Regions from separate parts of the Homo sapiens genome. Here region 2 is linked to region 1. The links are chromatin loops, found by intact Hi-C in ENCODE. Cell type or tissue: GM12878. All regions are shown on one strand.

Region 1 (5,000 bases):
ACCTTTTAACATAAAATCATCCTATTTAATTAGAAGGGTGTATGGAATAGTCTTAAGGTAAAAGGAAACATTTTCAACTTCTAATTCCTTTCTGGACATATCCTTTTAGGAGGAAGTTCTAGTGATGAGATCAAAGTATCACTTTTCCCCCAGAGGACAGTAATATCACTTTCCCTGTGAAAAACTAGTCCAGTCCATTTAAAGACAGGATTTTAGGATATATTATTCATGACTGTGCTTTTAAAAACCTAAGTGTGAGTTTTATAACTCTAAATTCAAAATTGTCTCTATGGTTTCATTTTTAGGAGTTCTGCACATAAGCTGAGCAGATCCTTTGAGTCAAAGCCTAAAATCTTAGACTTAGAGGTCAGGCATCTTCCATTTGAACCCTGGCATAGGCACGTATTTGCTGTAGGACTGGCCAGACTGTCAAATCTGTGTCTCAGTGTCCTCAGTCTTTAAATGGGGATAAAAATAGCACCAGCCTCAGATTGTAGAAGGATTAATCAAATTACCTCATGCATAACACTTAGCACAATTCCTTCTACATTATAATCACTTAATAATAAATACGAGTATAATAACAACGAAAGTAACAAATTATGTTGAAATAAATTATTTAACTCAGTACAGGCAGGGCCTAAAATGTTGACGTGACTTTCAAGTGTCTTGAGTTCTTAAGGAGAATGTAATCCCACTGCGATGGGACTGAGCCATAAACAGGCAGAGCTTTTGCTACTCCTTTAGAGCCCACCTCAGTATCCTACAGCAATCGAAGAGACAGTACAATACCCACAAACAGCAACTGAAAGCAATTTAAATCTCTAATGAGGTGTCCTGAAAAATTCTAGAGGAACATTCTACTTCTGATGCAGAGAAATACTTCCTAAAATCTTCTTTCCCTGAGACTCCTATAATTGTCTCACCAGAAAAGGAGTTGCCTTCCCTTTGCTCAGTTTGACTCAAGCTCACTCTTAGTGCAGCCCACATTGGCTTCTGTCCTCTTTCTCTTTGCACAGAAGCAGCTCTTCTGTTTATTTACTGACCCTCTGCCCTTTCCAGTCCAAAGCAATCAAGTCACAGTGGACTAATTTGAAGTCTTTTTCTCCCTTTCATCTATTATGTAACATCTACACAACAAAATTTGAGAAACATAGAAATCAGAGCTTGAACCTGGATGCCTAAACCAACATCCATCTCAGCAGGTAGAGTAGATGGTGAGATTGTGATGACCATATGTTTTTTCCTGAAGCATACGTACTACTATTTAAAGCATGGGTCATTTTCTCCTAAGACAGAACTTAACAAAACATGAGCCTTTAAATAAAGTATCAATGTATGTATAAATGAAGTCATCTCACTAGCATCATTCAGTTTGAAGAATACATTCAATGATCCAGAGCCAATATTAAATCTATAATATGAAATGGGCAGAAAAAAAATAAGACTCCAAATTATCACCTTCCCAGAAACCAACCTCTCTCTCACCAACTGCTCAGAAAAGAAGAAAGCAAATATAAAAGAAATATGACCATTTTGTTATTTTGCTCTTACATGGAATTGAAATTAAGCTATATGGAAAATTCACTAAATTCTACCGATCTATCTTTTTAAAAGGGAAATGTTAAGCAGTTCTGAAAGAGTGCACCCAGCTTCCTTTCCAAAGGATACTGCTAATGGAGTTGAACACACCCTTCCTGTCACCCCAGGTGCTAAATATGTGGAAGTTGGGAATATCTAAATGCTTGGAGATCCTGAAGATACTCCCTGAGGTGGCTATAAAAAGACTACGCTTGGCTTCTGAGAATGTAGTGGCAGACACTTTCACTTTATTTTATTTTACTTTATTTTATCATGGGAGGAAGTTTTATTGAGTCACCATCCCCCTACACCTCAACTTCTCTTTTTTAAAAATATGTGTAAGTTTTTTCTACTTCTGTCTCTCAGGAACAGGTTTTTGGTGGTTCAGAAATTTCTCCCACTTTTACCTGACTGTGGGCAACCTCAGCAACAGAGGCTCCTGGAAATATCCTCCACCTATTTTTCTCAGATGTGAGAACGGTTGACTGGAGTTATGAGGGGGAAGTGGCTGGTGCAGAAAGTTGCCAAAAGGGTGATGGAAAGTTCTTTACTGATGAAAAAAGAAAAGAATAATAATTCATATTTATCTTTTGACCAAGACAAGATAGGAACAGAGGTGCCTTTGCTTGCTTTCACCTCAAGCAGGAAGTGAGAGTCCTATTAGCCTCTGGGTTCTGGGAAGTCAACGATTTGGGGTTATTTTTCTTCCCGCCCATTTCTTTACCTTACTCATAGGTTTAATATTGACCTCTGTCTTTATCACTGAATCTGTTTTTCAAATTGAGCAATTCTCAATTTGTCAGATGATTTATTTTTTACATATACATGAATGTTTTGTTGAAACAAGACTTTCAGCGGTATCAGTCATGGGGGAGCTTAGCTGTGAACCCGGAGGTGAGAGTAAAGTCTTAGAACAAAGAGGAATTCGAAATTACGGAACATTTTTAACTTCTTTACTCAGTGGTAAAGAATGGAACATCTTTTACGTCAAACTACTGAAGTTGTGGGCAAAATTACAAGCGATGATTATGCAGGATAGGTTAGTTTTTGGCCATTTTAGGCTTTTCTTGATTTTATGGAGTAGTCTGAAAGGAGTGAGCTGGTGAGAGAATTTACTAGGTGCTGAAGCAATGAGAACTGACAGCTGATATACAGGGGAAGAGCTCCGTTTCAGTCACATTGAATTTGAGGTGCCTTTAAGAGGAGGTAATCAGGAAGAATTTGCAACAGTTCTTTAAACCCCGGTGGATATCAGAGCTAATCATGTATCCGTGGGAGTTGTCAGGGTAAATCTGATGACTGATGCCAAGAACCTCACATAAGGAGGTCAGGTGGCATGAGAAGAGATGATGAGTGAGAACACAAGCTGAGAAAGAACAGTATTTAGAGGATGGACTGAAGGACAAGTGGGGGAGTTTGAAAATGCGGAGCTGTAGAGGTAAAGGACACTGAGTATATCTGCTCTGGTCCTTTGGGGACTTTCCACAGCACTAGCTTCACCTTGGTTGCTTGCCAACTGCTGAGACAGTAAGTCCAGATTTTAGTATTTGACCCACGCTGCCTTCTCCAGATCATGCTCCTTGATATTACCTCTGAATTTGCTGAAAGAAAAACATTTCCACTCAAATATCACTTGAACATGATTTATGAGTAAAATGAATAATATTTTACTATAAAACATACAGAGGTGAGTCTCATAACGATATTCAGGGTGGCCCCAAGCTATCTTCTTTTTTTTTATTTTTAAAGTTTTCAAAATATTTTCAGGCCAAGTGTGGTGGCTCATGCCTGTAATCCCAACACTTTGGGAGACTGAGGCAAGAAGATCACTTCAACTCAGGAATTTGAGACCAGTCTGGGCAACATAGCGAGACTTCATCTCCACTTAAAAAAAAAAAAAAAAAAAAAAAACTCAAATGTGGTGGCGCACGCCTTTGGTCCCAGCTACTTGGGAGCGCTGAGGTGGGAAATCTCTTGAGCCTGGGAAATAACGGCTACAGTGAGCTTTGATCGTGCCATTGCACTCTAGCCTGGGTGGCACAGTGAGACCCTGTTTCAAAAAAAGTGAATATATTTAAGGTATACAGCAGGATGTTTTAATATAGAGAGTTAAATGACTGCTATCGTTAGCTAATTAACATACCCATCTTCTCAGGTAGTTACCTTGTGTATGTGTGTGGTGAGAATACTTGAGATATACTCTCCTATCAAATTTCATGTATATAATATAGTATTACTAACTATGGTCACTATGCTATACATTAGATCTCTAGAATGTATTCACCCTACATACCTAAAATTTTATACACTTTGACCAGCACCTTCCCTTTCTTCTCTCCCAGCCCCTTCCCCTAATAACCACCATTCTACTCTCTGCTACTGTGAATTCAGCTGTTTGAGATTCCACATCTAAGCTATCTTCTTTATTAGCCATTGCTAAAGAGTCACTGATAAGCCTGCTTCCTGTCTGTTGGGTGCAACTAAAAAGCAGACCCTTGATCTGGCATTCTGGTGGTGAAGTGACTTATAGCTCTAGAACCTCCCAACCCAAGCCATCCTACGGCAGCTGTTCTGAAGTTGACTTTTATAGCTTCTACAGAACTGTAAGCTTGCCGTTGAAAGTGGCACCTAGCCATTTATTCGCCAGTAATTATAAGCAAATGAATCAAATTTGAAGCAGGAGTGTAATAAAATCAGTAATGGATAGGATTTTAAGCAACAGGCAAACTTCTAAGAGGGGCTGGCACCCCTTTTTAAAAATAGATTAATGTCATCTGCAAACAGAGACAATTTGACTTCCTCTCTTCCTACTTGAATACCCTTTATTTCTTTCCCTTGGCTGATTGCCCCGGCCAGAACTTCCAATACTATGTTGACTAGGAGTGGTGAGAGAGGGCATCCTTTTCTTGTGCCAGTTTTCAAAGGGAATGCTTCCAGTTTTTGCCCATTCAGTATGATACTGGCTGCGGGTTTGTCATAAACAGCTCTTATTTTGAGATATGTTCTATCAATACCTAGTTTATTGAGAGTTTTTACCATGAAGGGGTGTTGAATTTTATTGAAGGCCTTTTCTGCATCTATTGGGATAATCATGTGGCTTTTGTCATTGGTTCTGTTTATGTGATGGATTACGTTTATTGATGTGCATATGTTGAGCCAGCCTTGCATCCCAGGGATGAAGCTGACTTGATTGTGGTGGATACGCTTTTTGGTGTGCTGCTGGATTCATGTCCTTTGCAAGGACACGGATGAAGCTGGAAACCATCGTTCTCAGCAAACTAAAACAAGAACAGAAAACTAAACACCGCATGTTCTCACTTATAAGTGGGAGCTGAACAATGAGAATACATGGACACAGGGAGGGGAACATCACACACCGGGGCCTGTCGGGGGCTGGGGGCTAGGGGAGGGATAGCATT
Region 2 (5,000 bases), 250 kb before region 1:
TAACCTAGAAAACTGGGCTCTTTTTTTCCCCATGTTCTTGTCCAGGAGAGTGGTCTCTCCCTGACAAGCCACTTGCATTTCTCACTGCCCCAACTCCCAGGCTCTCAGCTGTAGAATCTCTATTTAGGCCAGCATGGCCGATAGATCTTGGGCTCCCTGTACCCATTTCCCACTCACAAGGTGGAAGTGCTGGCCCAGCCATGGAAGACTGAGAATACCAAACCCTAATCATTCCTGCTCCAGCTCATTAGTGAGAGCAGAGATTTCATGTCAGAAGAAGCTAGCAGAGAAGACCAGAGACTCAAGTCCCAGGCCTGTGAACTGTCAGAGGGGTATTGTTTTGGTGTTTTTGATTGTTTGTTTGTTTGTTTTGAGATGGAGTCTCACTCTGTCGCCCAGGCTGGAGTGCAGTGGAATGATTTCGGCTCACTGCAACCTTTGCCTCCTGGGCTTAAGCGATTCTCCTGCCTCAGCCTCCTGAGTAGCTGGGATTACAGGCACCCACCAACATGCCCAGCTAATTTTTGTATTTTTAGTAGAGATGGGGTTTCACCATGTTAGTCAGGCTGGTCTCGAACTCCTGACCTCGTGATCCACCCGCCTCGGCCTCCCAAAGTGCTGGGATTACAGGCATAAGTCACCTGCGCCTGGCCGGGGGTATCATTATAAGAGAAGCTAGCCACTGTCCCCACCCCCAGCTCAGGAGAAGTGGTGCAGAGTTTCCTCCCGAAGGCAAACAGCAGCATGTAGGAAGAGGGAACTCCATAGCTCTCTCTAGGGGAACTGACTTTATTTGGAACAGAACATGGGAAGCTTTACTCTTAAATGTGTTCTCAAAAACACTGGAAATTTCAGTGGTTAACATTAAGAGGATGAGAAGACTATAGATCAACTTATAGGCAAGATACACAAAAATATATAAACTCCTAAAACTCAATAAGAAAATAAACAACTCAATTTAAAAATGGGGAAAAGACCTAAACAACCACCTCACAAAAGAAGATAAAAAGGTATATCTCAAATAAATATATGAAAAGTTGTTCAAAATTATTTCATGAAATTTCAAATAAAAACAAGATATGGCTATATATGTATTAGAATGGCTAAAATCCAAAAATCTGATAACACCAGGTAATGCTGGTGAGGATATATAGTAAACAGGGACTGTAATTCCTATTACTGGTAGGAATGCAAAATGGCATAGACAGGCAGTTTTTTTTAATCAAGGTAAACAGTCCCACCATTTGATCCAGCAACCACACTCCTGTGTATCTACTCAAATGAGTTGAAGCCTGGGCACAGTGGTTCATGCCTGTAATCCCAGCACTTTGGGAAGCCTAGGCAGGAGGACTGCTGGAGTCCAAGAGTTTGAGCCCAGCATAGGCAATATGGCAAGATTCAGTCTCTACAAAAAAAATAAAAAAAGTTAGACAGGCTTGCTGTCATGTGTCTGCAGTCCTAGCTACTCAGGAGGCTGAAGTGGGAGGATTGTTAAGGCCAGGGAGGTCGAGGCTGCAGTGAACGGTGATCACGCTGCTGCACTCCAGCCTGGGTGACAGAGCAAGACCCTGTCTCAAAAAAATAAATAAATAAACCAATGAATGAGTTGAAGTTATGTCTACACAAAAATCTGCATGTGAATGTTCATAGCAGCTTCATTTACAATTGCCAAAAACTGGAAGCAGCCAACATGTCATTCAATAGGTGAGCAGATAAATGTGGCCTATCTATACAACGAAATATTGTTATAACTTGAATGTTTGTCCCCTCCCAAACTCATGTTGAAATTTAATTGCCATTGTAACAATATTAAGAGATGGGACTTGTAAGAGGTGATACGGCCATGAGAGCTCTGCCGGCATGCATGGATTCCTTGTAAAAGGATGAGTTCAACCCCCTTGCGTCTCTCTCTTGCCCTCTCTCTGCCCTCTGCTTTCTGCCATGGGATGACTTGGCAACAAGGCCACCAGATGTCAGCCCCTTAATCTAGGACTTTCCAGTCTCTGAAATTGTGAGGAAATAAGTTTCAGTTCTCTATAAATTACCCAGTCTGTGGTATTTTGTTACAAGAGCACAAGATGAACTAAGATAAGTATTATCTAGAGATAAAAAGAAATGAGCTATTAAGCTATGAAAGACATGAAGGAAACTTAAATGCATATCGTTAAGTGAAAAAAGCCAGTATAAAAAGGCTATATACTGTATCTTCCCAACTACATGACATTGTAAGAAATGCAAAACTATATATAGAGACAGAGAAAAGATTAGTGTTTTTCAGAAATTCAGGGGGAGGGATGACAGTTATAGCACAGGAGATTTCTTAGGGCATTGGAACTATTCTATGTGATATTATAATGGTAGATACGTGGCATTTCACATTAGTCAAAACACATACAACTGTACAGCACAAAGAATGAACCCTAAAGCAAACTATGGACTTCAAATCCTCACCAGTATTGGTATTACTGAGTCTTTGGATTTTAGCCATAGTTAATAATGTATCAATATTGTTCCACTGATTGTAACATCAGTTGTAACAAATGTGCTACACTAATGCAAGATGTTAATAATAGGAGAAACTGGGGAGGTAAGAAGTGATGGAATATATAGGAGCTCTCTGTACTATCTGTTCAACAAAATCTTAATAAATGAAAAACAGCTGATGGAATGTAATAAGAAAGGTTTCTCAAAAGGCGCCCCCCACCCCCGCCATTTTTTGCCATGTGGACCATGCCATGTTTTGGCATGATTACTTTCAACATCTTTGTAATTTTACCACGTTTACTTTCAACATCTTTGTAATTGTCTATAGTCAGCTCTGAGAGATGACACATAAGATTTTGACCTGATGTCAGACTCCTCAATGATGAATCAACTACAGTGTTTCCCATTTCTTATAAGAGCTAACTTAGCTCTAGAAACCAAATTACCAAAATCAAGAAGAAAAGATAGGATGTCACTACCACCTTAAAGCAATTTTTAAAAATAATTATAAGGGAATACTCTGAGCAATTGAATGCTAACAAATGAGTTAACATAGATGAAATGGACAAGTTCCTAGAAGGACACAAACTACTGAATCTAACTCAAGAAACTGAAAATCTGAATCTACCTATAATAAGAAATAGATTGAATTAGTAATTGAAAACCTGTCCACAAAGAAAAGTACAGGCAAAAATGACTTCACTGGTGAATTTTACCAAACGTTTAAAAGTGAATTAATGCCAATCCCCAACAAACTCTCCAAGAAACAGAAGATGTTTTCCAATTTTGTCTATGAGGCCAATATTACCCTAATACAAAACCTGAAAAGGCATCATGAGAAAAGAAAGTGAAAGTGACAAATCAATATCTCCTAAAATATAGGTGCAAAATCATTAACAAAACACTATCAAAATGAATGTAGCAACACATACACAAAAGGATTACACATCAAGACCAAGTGAGATTTATTCAGGAGTCCATGGTTCGTTTAACACCCCAAAATAAATCAATGTAATAGAATATATTACAAAAATCACATGTCAATTGATCAATAAGAAGCATTTGACAAACAAAATATCCTTTCATGTACAAGTGTGCAACAAACTAAGAGAAAGGACCTTTCTTAATCATAAAATCTATGAAAAAGTCCATAGCTGTCATCATATTTGATGGTGAAAAATAGAGAGCTTTTCACCTAAGATCAGGAACGAGACAAGGATGCCTATTCTTTCCACTTCTATCCATGACAGTACTAGGTGTTCTATCCAAGGAAATTAGGCAAGAAAAAGTAATAAAAGGAATCTAGATAGGAAAGGAAAAAATTAAACTATCTCTAATCGAAGATGACATGACCTTGTATATAAATAATCCTAAGGAATAAAACAAACTCTAACAACTAACAAACAAGTTCAACAAGGTTTTAGGATACATCAATATGCAAAAATCAGTGGTATTTCTCATATAAATGTGTTCAGCCCCTGTCCCACATCCATGGATTTAACCAACTGCAGACTGAAAATATTTGAAAAAAAATTGTACTGAACATGTACAGAATTTTTCTTGGTCCCTAAATAGTATAACAACAATTTATATAATATTTACATTGTATTAGGTATCATAAGTAATCTAGAGATGACTTAAGATATAGAAAAGATGTGCATAGGTTATATGAAAATACTATCCCATTTTATATTAGGATTTGAGTGTCCACTGATTTCGGTATTTACATGAGGTCTTAGAAACAATTCCTCATAGATAACAAGGGACAACTCTACATTAACAATCAGGAAATGAAATTAAGAAAGCAATTCCATTTACAATAGCACACAAAAGAATAAAATAACTATAATTAAATTTCACAAAAGAAATGCAATACTTGTCAACTGAAAACTACCATAAAACATTGTCAAAAGAAATTAAAGAAGACATAAATAAATGGAAAGACATCCTATGTTTACAGGTAAGAAAACTTAACATTGTTAAAATGCTAATACAATCCTCCCTTGATATTTGTGGGAAGATTGGTTTCAGGAGCCCCTGTGGATAGCACATGCATATCTGTGCAATAGAATGTTATTTGGACATAAGGAATGAAGTATTGATATATACTATAATTTGAATGAACTTTGTCCATTATGTTGACTGAAACCACTATAGTAAGAGAAAAGTTACACAAGACTGCATATTGTGTGATTCTATTTATATGAAATGTCAAGAGTAGGCAAACCTAAAGAGATAGAGCATAGATTAGTGGTTACCTAGGACTGTGGTTGTGACTGCTAATGGATATAGGGTTTCTTGCTAGGGTGATGAAAATGGGCTAAAATTAGATTGTTGTGATGGTTGAATAACTCTGTGACTATAATAAAAGTCATTGAGTTGTAAACTTCAAGTGGTTAATTTTTATGGTATGTGAATTAAATCTCAATAAAAATATTATAAAAAACAGTAGGGTAACCACTTAAATAATGAGTATATGACTTCCAAACTAGTACAGGGAACAAAAGGCTCAATTG

Evidence for each region. A loop is a pair of places that touch in the nucleus more often than their neighbours do. Peaks named below come from ENCODE experiments on the same cell type or tissue, not always from the same donor. Only the 100,000 strongest peaks of a DNase experiment are listed, where the experiment ranks them.
Region 2: it touches region 1 in a loop (2.7-fold over the local background); 1 of 110 quality-filtered maps calls a loop at or near these places.

The regions. Positions count from the first base shown.
Region 1 is chr7:17,400,126-17,405,125 of GRCh38, forward strand. All of the region lies in intron 1 of LINC02888 (long intergenic non-protein coding RNA 2888), which reads left to right. Among named protein-coding and RNA genes, the nearest start is that of LINC02888, 28 kb to the left of the region's middle. In GM12878, no CTCF peak of the experiment used is centred here; DNase peaks (open chromatin) are centred at 2,316 and 2,926; H3K4me3 peaks cover 1,107 bases; H3K27ac peaks cover 1,867 bases.
Region 2 is chr7:17,150,939-17,155,938 of GRCh38, forward strand. All of the region lies in intron 1 of LOC107986772 (a long non-coding RNA gene), which reads left to right. All of the region lies in intron 7 of LOC101927609 (a long non-coding RNA gene), which reads right to left. Among named protein-coding and RNA genes, the nearest start is that of AHR, 150 kb to the right of the region's middle. In GM12878, no CTCF peak of the experiment used is centred here; a DNase peak (open chromatin) is centred at 1,994.